Linked DNA regions of Homo sapiens: region 2 is linked to region 1. Evidence: read pairs that join two places in POLR2A ChIA-PET (ENCODE). Cell type or tissue: HepG2. All regions are shown on one strand.

The links. Peaks named below come from ENCODE experiments on the same cell type or tissue, not always from the same donor. Only the 100,000 strongest peaks of a DNase experiment are listed, where the experiment ranks them.
Region 2: POLR2A ChIA-PET joins it to region 1 with 7 read pairs; 2 of 35 experiments call an interaction of 5 or more read pairs at or near these places.

The regions. Positions count from the first base shown.
Region 1 is chr2:62,487,401-62,492,400 of GRCh38, forward strand. It overlaps a transcript of TMEM17 not described here and the pseudogene RN7SL18P. Among named protein-coding and RNA genes, the nearest start is that of TMEM17, 16 kb to the right of the region's middle. In HepG2, no CTCF peak of the experiment used is centred here; DNase peaks (open chromatin) are centred at 2,501 and 4,801.
Region 2 is chr2:62,826,018-62,831,017 of GRCh38, forward strand. EHBP1 (EH domain binding protein 1) reads left to right here. Exons shown (of 23, transcript NM_001142616.3): 6 at 70-251. Among named protein-coding and RNA genes, the nearest start is that of EHBP1, 120 kb to the left of the region's middle. In HepG2, no CTCF peak of the experiment used is centred here; no DNase peak of the experiment used is centred here.

The sequences.
Region 1 (5,000 bases):
AGTCAGCTGAATGGCAAGCTCAGTTCCATCTGCAAACTGGATTCCCTTTTGCATGTAACCTATTCACAGTTTCTAGGGATTAGGATGTAGACATCTCTAGGGGATCATTATTCTGCCCACCATGATAATAAGCCCTCACTTTTTTAAAAGCCCTTTTAAATACCTCATTTGACCCTAAAAATGCCTGTGAAACAGGTGAATGGGTGGGATTATCCCCTTTAATGGATAAAGAAGCTAAAGTATGAGTCAAAAAAATTAAAATAAAAAAATAAAACTTGCACAGGCCCCACTCCAAGTTTACTTTGTTTGTTCGAGACGAAGTCTCGCTCTGTCGCCCAGGCTGGAGTGCAGTGGTGCGATCTCGGCTCACTGCAACCTCCACCTCCCAGGTTCAAGCAATCCTCCTGCCTCAGCCTCTGAATAGCTGAGATTACAGGCTCATGCCACCATGCCCGGCTAATTTTTGTATTTTTAGTAGAGACGGAGGTTTCACCATGTTGGCCAGGCTGGTCTCGAACTCCTGACCTGAGGTGATCCGCCTGCCTTGGCCTCCCAAAGTGCTGGGATTACAGGTGTGAGCCACCATTCCTAGCCCAAGTTTACTTTGAAATAGAGGTGGAACGGAGTTAAGCTATGGGCCACGGTGTTCAGTCTATTTCGAGGCTATTGCTCTAGATGACAATGCCTATCAAAGAGGAGGGATGTGGGGAAAGTATGACTTTGTATGGCCAGCTGTCAGACCTGGATTCAGATTGTATGTTCACACAAACTTGATCTACCTTTGGAATTCGTCTCGAGCTTTGTCATTTCCTCTTCTTGAGTCTGTGAGTCCTTGTTTTTGCCTTCCTGGGTGGCTTTGAAAGTGATCAATATGATAATTTTAACACAGATAGCTACTGTAGATAGGTATGACCCAAATGCAAAGTTACTTATATTTATTAAAATGAATGTCATAGAAAGATGCTGAATGGAGAATAAAAACCATGGCCCTGATACTGACATTGTTGAATTTTCCATGAAGGAGGAGTAGACAATTTGTAACAAGCAAGCAATATATGGACAAACTTTTTTTTTAAATAAAGGATGAGTTTTGAAAAAAAAAAAAAAAACTTAGAGAACCTATGATACTTAGGACAATCCTAAAAGCAACTAATAAAGAGGAATTCTGACAGCTGTTATGACTGCCATCCAAACATATAGGACCCAACTATGTGGTTCTCCCAATAAGCTTAATTCCCTCTGCAACTCGACTAGGAAGCTTAGGAATTGGATCTTGAATCTACGGAAATAAAGGAATAAAGAAACAAAAATCTCCAACCTACAAAGAGGCTGGATTTAAAAGGTTTACACTGAGCTGCTGTTTGCTAGCACTTCCTCTCTGTTTTATTCTACTTTTTTTTTTTTTTTTTTTTTGGAGTATAATTAAAAACTTCTCCAACCTTAGCACAGCTTCTCTGCTTAGGGGTCAGATTTAAAAAAAAAGCAAAACAAGACACACACAGGAACACCCTATTGGGGTACTTGATTGACTTTTAGTCAATAATACAGGGATGTAGGCTTTTAAGCCAGGAATTAAACTTGAAAACAATGGTGCCTTCCACGGACACCCTTACCAGGTGACTCAAGGTTGGCAGAACACATCACATATATCCCCTCAGGTATGAAAATGGTAAATGTATCCTGGAGTGGCCCAGCATCTCAGAAAGCAATTATAATAAAATATTCCTAGGATGTGTTTTCCCTGAGGATGAGTGATGACTTTGACTCTTCATCTTCTAACTCCAAAGCACTGCTGTCTCAAATAGTCAAAATGACAAGGGAAGGAATGTTTTCGTTGGAGAGTCTCAACGCTGTTTCCAGCACATTTTTCCATTTGCCTGACTGCTCTTGGCCCTGAATGGAGTCGGAGGTGGAGTTCTTTCTACTGAAATCATAAAAGTCTCTTTATTGGCATGTGTGCATTCAGATATGCTCTTGGTATTGCTCATGTTGTTAGCTGCAGCTGGGTTTGCTGTGAGTGAATTGTTTTTGTCTTTAGTTAGGATCACATGTTGACTCATGACTGCCTGTATCCTGCGATTGGAGTAGGCATTTTAGTAAGGGGCTTAATTATTCTTGTATTTTTGTTTTGTCTTTTTCACTCTTCAATCCATATGCTTATTTGGGCTTGCTTGCAAAAGGAAGAAATATTTGGTTCATTCCATTTTATGCAATAAAGGCAAGAGCTTACTGGGGGCTTGGGAGCTGTTTTTATAACATAGGGGGCTGTTTTCATGACCTAGCAGACTGAAGTTTTCAAAATAAATTGGGCAAGCCTTAGGCGTTACTAAAATGTTGTGAGATAAGGAGTGCACTTGTGCCCCAATTTGAACTCTGTTAAAAAAATTTTTAAAAATCAAAAATAAAACAAAAACCTTGCATCAAAGTGTTAATATGTAAGCCTGTACATTTGAGCTCCACAGTCTTTACACATATTAAATCAACAATCAGTCAGCTGGGCATGGTGGCTCAGGCCTGTAATCTCAGCACTTTGGGAGGTCAAGGTGGGTGGATCACTTGAGGTTAGAAGTTCAAGACTAGCCTAGCCAACACAGTGAAACCCTGTCTCTAGTAAAAATACAAAAAATTAGCTGGGTGTGGTAGTACTTGCCTGTAATCTCAGCTACTCAGGAGGCTAAGGCACAAGAATCACTTGAACCTGGGAGGCAGAGGTTGCAGTGAGCTGAGATGGTGCCACTGCACTCCAGCCTGGGTGACAGAGCGAGATTCTGTCTCAAAAGAAAGAAAAATAATCAATGAGTTCCTTATTATTTCTGTAGGACCAAAAATTGATTTCAGAAAATTAAAGTCTGATGCATGTGTGTATTATTATTATTATTATTTTGCAAGGTCTCGTTTTGTCACCCAGGCTGGAGTGCGGTGGCACAATCCTGGCTGACCGCAGCCTCAACCACCCAGGCTCAAGAGATCCTCCCACCTAAACCTCCTGAATAGCTAGAACTACCAGCATGAGCCACCATGACTGGTTAATATTTTTATTTTTTGTAGACACAGGGTCTCACTATGTTGCCAGGCTGGTCTCTAACTCCTGAAGTCAGGAGATCCTTTCACTTTGGCCTCCCAAAGTGCTGGGATTACAGGCATGAGCAACAAGTCTGATATCTTTTAAAACCTTATTATAAATACTGAAGTATAAATATGGTAATTTCTCATATTTCGAAGCTTAAAATTTTAAAACACTTTGGATCATAGATTCAGAGGGCTGTGAAGGAGTCAAGAAGTTACAAGTTTGTGGCAATGGTTTTCTTACTTTTTAATTTTAATAAACAGGCCCCTTACTAGAGAAACAGAAAAGTATGTGGGTATCTTAACTGGTATAGAGTGAGCAGAGATTCAAATGGCGTGGTGGCTCACGCCTGTAATCCTGTCACTTTGGGAGGCCAAGATGGGCGGATCACCTGAGGCCAGGAGTTTGAGACCAGCCTGACCCACATGGTGAGACCCTGTCTCTACTAAAAATGCAAAAAAATTAGCTGGGCGCAGTGGTGTGTGCCTGTAATCCCAGCTACTAGGGAGGCTGAGGCAGGAGAATTGCTTGTACCCAGGAGGCGGAGGTTGCAGTGAGCTGAGATGGCGCCACTGCACTCCAGCCTGGGCAACAGAGCCAGACTCCGTCTCAAAAAAAAAAAAAAAAAAAAAAAAAAACCTCTTCAGTGCAGGAACAGTATCTTACTCATCATAGAATCCTGTGCCTGCCACGCAATAGAACCTCAATTAGCTGGGCGTGCTGGAGTGTGCCTGTAGTCCCAGCCACTCAGGAGGCTGAGGCAGGAGGATCACTTGAGCCCGGGAGTTCTGGGGCTGTAGTGCACTATGCTAATCTGGTGTCCACACTAAGTTCGGCATCAATATGTTGACCTTCTGGGAGTGGGAGACCACCAGGTTGCCTAAGGAGAGGTGAACCAGCCCAGGTTGGAAATGGAGCAGGTCAAAAACTCCCATGCTGATCAGCAGTGGGATCACACTGCATGCACTCCAGCCCGGGCAACATAGCGAGACCCTGTCTCTATTTAAAAAACAAACAAACAAACAACAACAACAACAAAAAACCCTCAGTTAATTTGTAGAACTGAGCTGTGTAGGAAAGCTTTGGAATTAGACATGCCTCAATTTGAATCCCAGTTCTGCCAATTACCAGCTAGGTGATCTTGGTTAACTTATTAGAATACTCTGTTTTTCTCATTTTCAAAATGGGAAATGGTATTATAATTATAAAGTTAACATAATATACAAGTGTTATAATACCTTAGAGGAGTAAATAAGATAGCACATGAAAGCACGTAGCATTTCACAAGGACCTACTTCAGCAAATGACAATCTTTTAAATTACTCTACCAAAGGGTTTTCCCATTTAAAAAAATTAATCAAATATACATCTCTTTAACTTTCAGTCAGCTTTGACCAACATGAAATGACTGAGGATAATGCTCTGAGTTAGTGAAATTCCAACCACAGGCAAAAAACCAAAAAAAAAAAAAAACTCCAAAAAACAAAAAACAGACTTTTTAGTTAGCTTGCTAAGCCTTTCTATAGGTAAACGTATTATTAGATTTTTAAAAAACAATGAGAGTAGCTTCTGGACCCTTTTTTGCCACTTTCCTTGGCCCCTAGAAGTCGGAGGGTCCAAGGCTGAGCAATGTTCCTGCTTTGGCTTCTAGATCGGACAGGTCTAAATCAACCTTAATATATCTTTGGAGCATGTGTTTAGAGAGAGGGAGCACTGCAGAGTGAAAAAGCATGATCTTTGGAACCAGACAAGGTTAGGTCTAAATTCTGTCTTCTGTTTACTTGCTGTGTGACCCTGAGCAAGTTCCTTAACTTCTCCTGAGTTTTAGTTTTAGCTTCTGTAAAATGGGAATAAGATCTGCCTTACAGAGTTGTCATGAGAATTGAATGAGATATTGATAAAGTCCCAGCACACTGCCTGGCACATTGCAGGC
Region 2 (5,000 bases), 340 kb after region 1:
TCGTACTTTAAAATGTTTGGCTATAAAATAACTCAAAATTACATACTTTTTTTTTCTTTAATCTTCCAGGAATCCCCTTCTGGTCGAAGGAAAGCTCTTGCTACTAGCAGCATCAATATGAAACAGTATGCAAGCCCTATGCCAACTCAGACTGATGTCAAGTTAAAATTCAAGCCATTATCTAAAAAAGTTGTATCTGCCGCTCTTCAGTTTTCATTATCTTGCATTTTTCTGAGGGAAGGAAAAGCCACGTAAGTTTCTTTTGTCAAATAAGCTTCCTTACATTGTGTTTCAGTACACCATAGCTTTTGACTCAGTAGACTGGCAATAGTTGAACATCTTACAGCATACCAATCATTTTTGCCATTCTTTGTTTCAGAGGCTGAATTAAGGGAACTCCTTGTTACTTATAAATAGTCTCTTTTGACTCCAGAGAATGTACAGTAATATAAACGTGAGCACAGCTGGTTTCAAAATTTAAATTGTATATTTTAGGATATTATAAGTGTTTTATATTTCAGTGTCTTCAGTGTAGTAGTCTGTACTCTGAGGTACACACAGTTCAATGTGTAGAACTGTTTGATGCAATTGAGACATGAGAGGAACCCAAAACGAAAAGTTTAGGATAAAAGGGATGAAATAATTAAGGGAACTCTTGCCAAATCATATTCCTTGGCTCAACCTTCCAAAAATCATGTAGGAAGGTACAGTTAGATAAGCAGTTTATTGTAATCATTTTCTTTTCAAAAATCACTTCTTAAGCACTGAGTCAGCATTGCACAAAGATTTCTAGATTCCATTCTAGTCTCTTATAAGAGTAAAATTCTAACTTGACAAAATGAGGTGAACATACCTACAAAGCGGGGAAAAAAGTAAGATTCACCCTGGTTATTGCATACAATCAAGTCAGGGGTAAGTGAATGTTACGGGTGTTGTGAAAGGGTTCGTACCTACATGGAGTGGAAGATGAAGAGACAGGAGAAATGGAAATTCTATACCTAGACTTAAAAGGTGAGGGGAAAGAGACAGCTGTGAACATTTTATCTAATCTGAATCACAGTTCTGAATGTATTTGACCTAGTGGAAGGTGGTTACTATAATTGGCCATGTCTACTTGACTGATTAGACTGGATTCTGTGCGTCAGTCAAAATGAGATGTTTGACACTCATCTACATGGCAACACATGACTTGTGAGATAACAGTAAGCCTCCTCTCTGGCAAGTTGGATTCTAAGCCAGTGTGGTAGAGAGACAGTGCAGAATGGAAGCATCTTAGTCTTTCATCTCAGGACCTTAAATTATAGACTTAAATACTGAGTAATTAAAAATAAAGATCTTACCCTGAAGTTTAAGCCAAAACAAAAGGAAAGGAAACACAGGAAGAAGAGACACAAATTCAGAGAAGATCCTTTGAGGGTGGACTTCCTTCCACTGGGCAAAAGCTGTAAGTGAATCAGCACCATTCACGGGAATCTGGGTGAGAGGAAATTCAGCCAAACCAAATGTCTCAATTTGAATTGAAAAGGAATTCTTTCCGAACATCCTAAACTGCCTCTCTACCTCCTCCTTCTTTGCCTGGTTACCTTCCCCAAAGAAAAATGTTCAGGTTTAAAATGTGAGGAAATTAAAATGGTATGCAATTAAGCAAGTTAACTTTTTTTTTTTTTTGAGACAGAGTCTCGCTCTGTCACCCAGGCTGGAGTGCAGTGGCACGATCTCGGCTCACTGCAACCTCCACCTCCTGGGTTCAAGTGATTTTCCTGCCTCAGCCTCCCGAGTAGCTGGGATTACAGGTGTGTACCACCACACCTGGCTAATTTTGTATATTTTTGGTAGAGACGGTGTTTCACCATGTTGGCCAGGCTGGTCTTCAACTATTGACCTCAAGTGATCCGCCCACCTCGGCCTCCCAAAGTGCTGGGATTACAGGTGTGAGCCACCGCGCCCAGCCAGCAAGTTAATATTTTAAGAATGACATTTTGAAATTGTCTCCTGTTGATAAGAGAGCAATTTGTAAGACATTCACGTAAGGTAATAACTTTTTTGCTCATGCAAACTTTGTGTCACTAAATTTATTTTAAAAAGGGGAAATGACTTTGTTAACTCTAAGGCTTATATGAGATAAGATGCAAAGAATTTTTTAAAACCAGTTTAGTCTGTAAAGCCATACTATATTTAGAAGATAACGGCGTATTAAGCATTACTTTACAAAGAAACAGTATCTTAATTTGGCTTTCTGAATTTGGGGGAAGTATAGCAAAGTAAAAATTAATTTGTAAATAATAGATACATATTTCATTCACTGTAGTTTATTTGAAATTTAAGGTGAAAATAATACATGATGAAAATATAAATGATTTGACTTTGAGTACTTAATGTAAACTTTATAAATTTGTACTTAAAATACTTAAAACATTTAAAAAAAGTTCAGATTTATCAAATACATGGTATTTAACATACAATCATCCAAGGTAGTTTTTTTTATCTTGTAGCTCTTAAAAAGGTTAGACTTTGTTTTTAAAGTGCTTTTCCTGCTATAATAGTTTCTTAACTTTTGGGCGGTTATGGCCCTGTTGGAAAAACAATATACTTAAGCAAGATTTAAGTGTGATTTACAGGGGTTTGCCACTTTGTTTCCCTCTTACCCACAAACTCAAAAGCCTACGTGGACTTCAGATTTAAAATCTTGTTCTAATTCCTTTGGGCAGTTTGAATATTTAAACTCTAGATCTTATCTGATTTGCAAACTGTCTCACTGTTTTTGAAACAAGTTTTTGTTTCCAGACTTAATTCTCAGGAAACCATACTTTAATTCCATGAAGAAAGTTTTAGGCCAGGCACAGTGGTTCACACCTGTAATCCCAACACTTTGGGAGCCTGAGGTGGGACAATCACTTGAGACCAGCCTGAACAACATGGCAAGACCCCCCTCTCTACAGAAATTTTAAAAATTAGCTGGGCATTGTGCTCTACACCTGGGGTCCCAGCTACTGAGGAGGCTAAGGCGGGATGATTGCTTGAGCCCAGGAAGATGCAGTGAGCCATGTTCACACTGCTGTACTCCAGCCAGCCTGGCTTATAGAGTGAGACCCTGTCTTAAAAAAAAGAAAAAAAAAAAAGAAAAGAATATTTTAGTCTTCCATATATATCTACAGCACAGAATCGAACTAATTCCTAACCAGTTAAATTTTTTAAATTATGTTATTTCAATAAATAAGTGAAACAGGTGGTGTTTGGTTGCATAGGAAAGTTCTTTAGTGATGATTTCTGAGATATTGGTGCACCCATCTCTTGAGCAGTGTACACGGTACTCAATGTGTAGTCTTTTATCCCTCACACCCCTCCCACTCTTCCACGTAAGTCTCCAAAGTCCATTATATTACTCTTAGGCCTTTGCATCCCCATAGCTTAGCTCCCACTTACACGTGAGAACATACGATGTTTGGTTTTTCATTCCTGAGTTACTTCACTTAGAATAATGGTCTCCAACTCCATCCAGGTTGCTGCAAATGCCATTATTTTGTTCCTTTTTAAGGCTGAGTGGTGTTCTATGTTGTGTGTGTGTGTGTGTGTGTGTGTATATATATATTATATATAATACTACTATATATAATACATAATACTACTATATATACTACTATATATTATATATAGTGGTATTGTGTATATATAATATATAATATATAATAATATATAAATACGTAATATTTATAATTATTTATATATTTATATTATGTATATTATACATATATACTATTATATATATTATACATATACACTATTACTCCTGCAATAGTGGCCATAATTTAAGAATAAAAAAAATAGATATTGACATGGATGTGATGAAAAGAGAACAGTTTTACACTGCTGGTGAGAATGTAAACTGGTACAACCACTATGAAAAACAGTATGGAGATTCCTTAAAGAGTTAAAAAGTAGAACTACCGTCTGATCCAGGAATCCCACTGCAGGGTATCTACCCAGAAAAAAATAAGTTATTACAGGAAAAAGACACTTGCACATGCAATGTTTATAGTGGCACAATTTGCAATTGCAAAAATACGGAACCAGCCTAAAAGCTCATTGACCAATGAGTGGATTAAAAATATGTGGTGCATATATATATATATATATAGACACACACACACACACACACACACACACACACACACACACACATATATATACACATATACACACACACACATACACACAATATGGAATACTACTATATATATAATATATATAGCTTGGATTACAGGCGCATGCCACCACGCCCGGCTAATTTTTGTGTTTTTAGTAGAGATGGGGTTTCACCATGTTGGTTAGGCTGGTCTCGAACTCCTGACCTTGTGATCACCTGCCTCGGCCTCCCAAAGTGCTGGGATTACAGGCATGAGCCACCATGCCCGGCACATATATCTTCTTTTAAGAATTGTCTATTCATGTCTTTAGCCCACTTTTTGATGGGACTATTTCATTTTTTACTTGTTCATTTGTTTGACTTCCTTGTAGATTTTGGGTATTAGTCCTTTGTTGGATGCATAGTTTGTGAATATTTTCTCCCACTCTGTGAGTTGTCTGTTTACTCTGCTGATGATTTCTTTTGCTGTGCAGAAGCTTTTTAGTTTAATAAGGTCCCATCTATTTGTTTTTGTTGCATTTGCTTTGGGGTTCTTGGTCGTGAACTCTTTGCCGAAGCCAATGTCTAGAAGATTTTTTCCAGTGTTATCTTCTAGAATTTTTATGGCTTCAGGTTTAGATTTAAGTCTTTGATCTAACCAGTTAATTTTTAATCTTATTAGCTCTTTACTAATTAAGCATGCCATTTAAAAATTAATGAATATGAGTATTTAGATTTTTCAATATTCTTGTGCAACTGATAAGAAAGACTTATTGACATACCTTATAGAAAGAAGGAATTTATTGTTTTCTTAAGAAACCATCATTTTTCTAACTGTCATTTAGTACAATGTGTTATATTTTGAATCATTGATGTA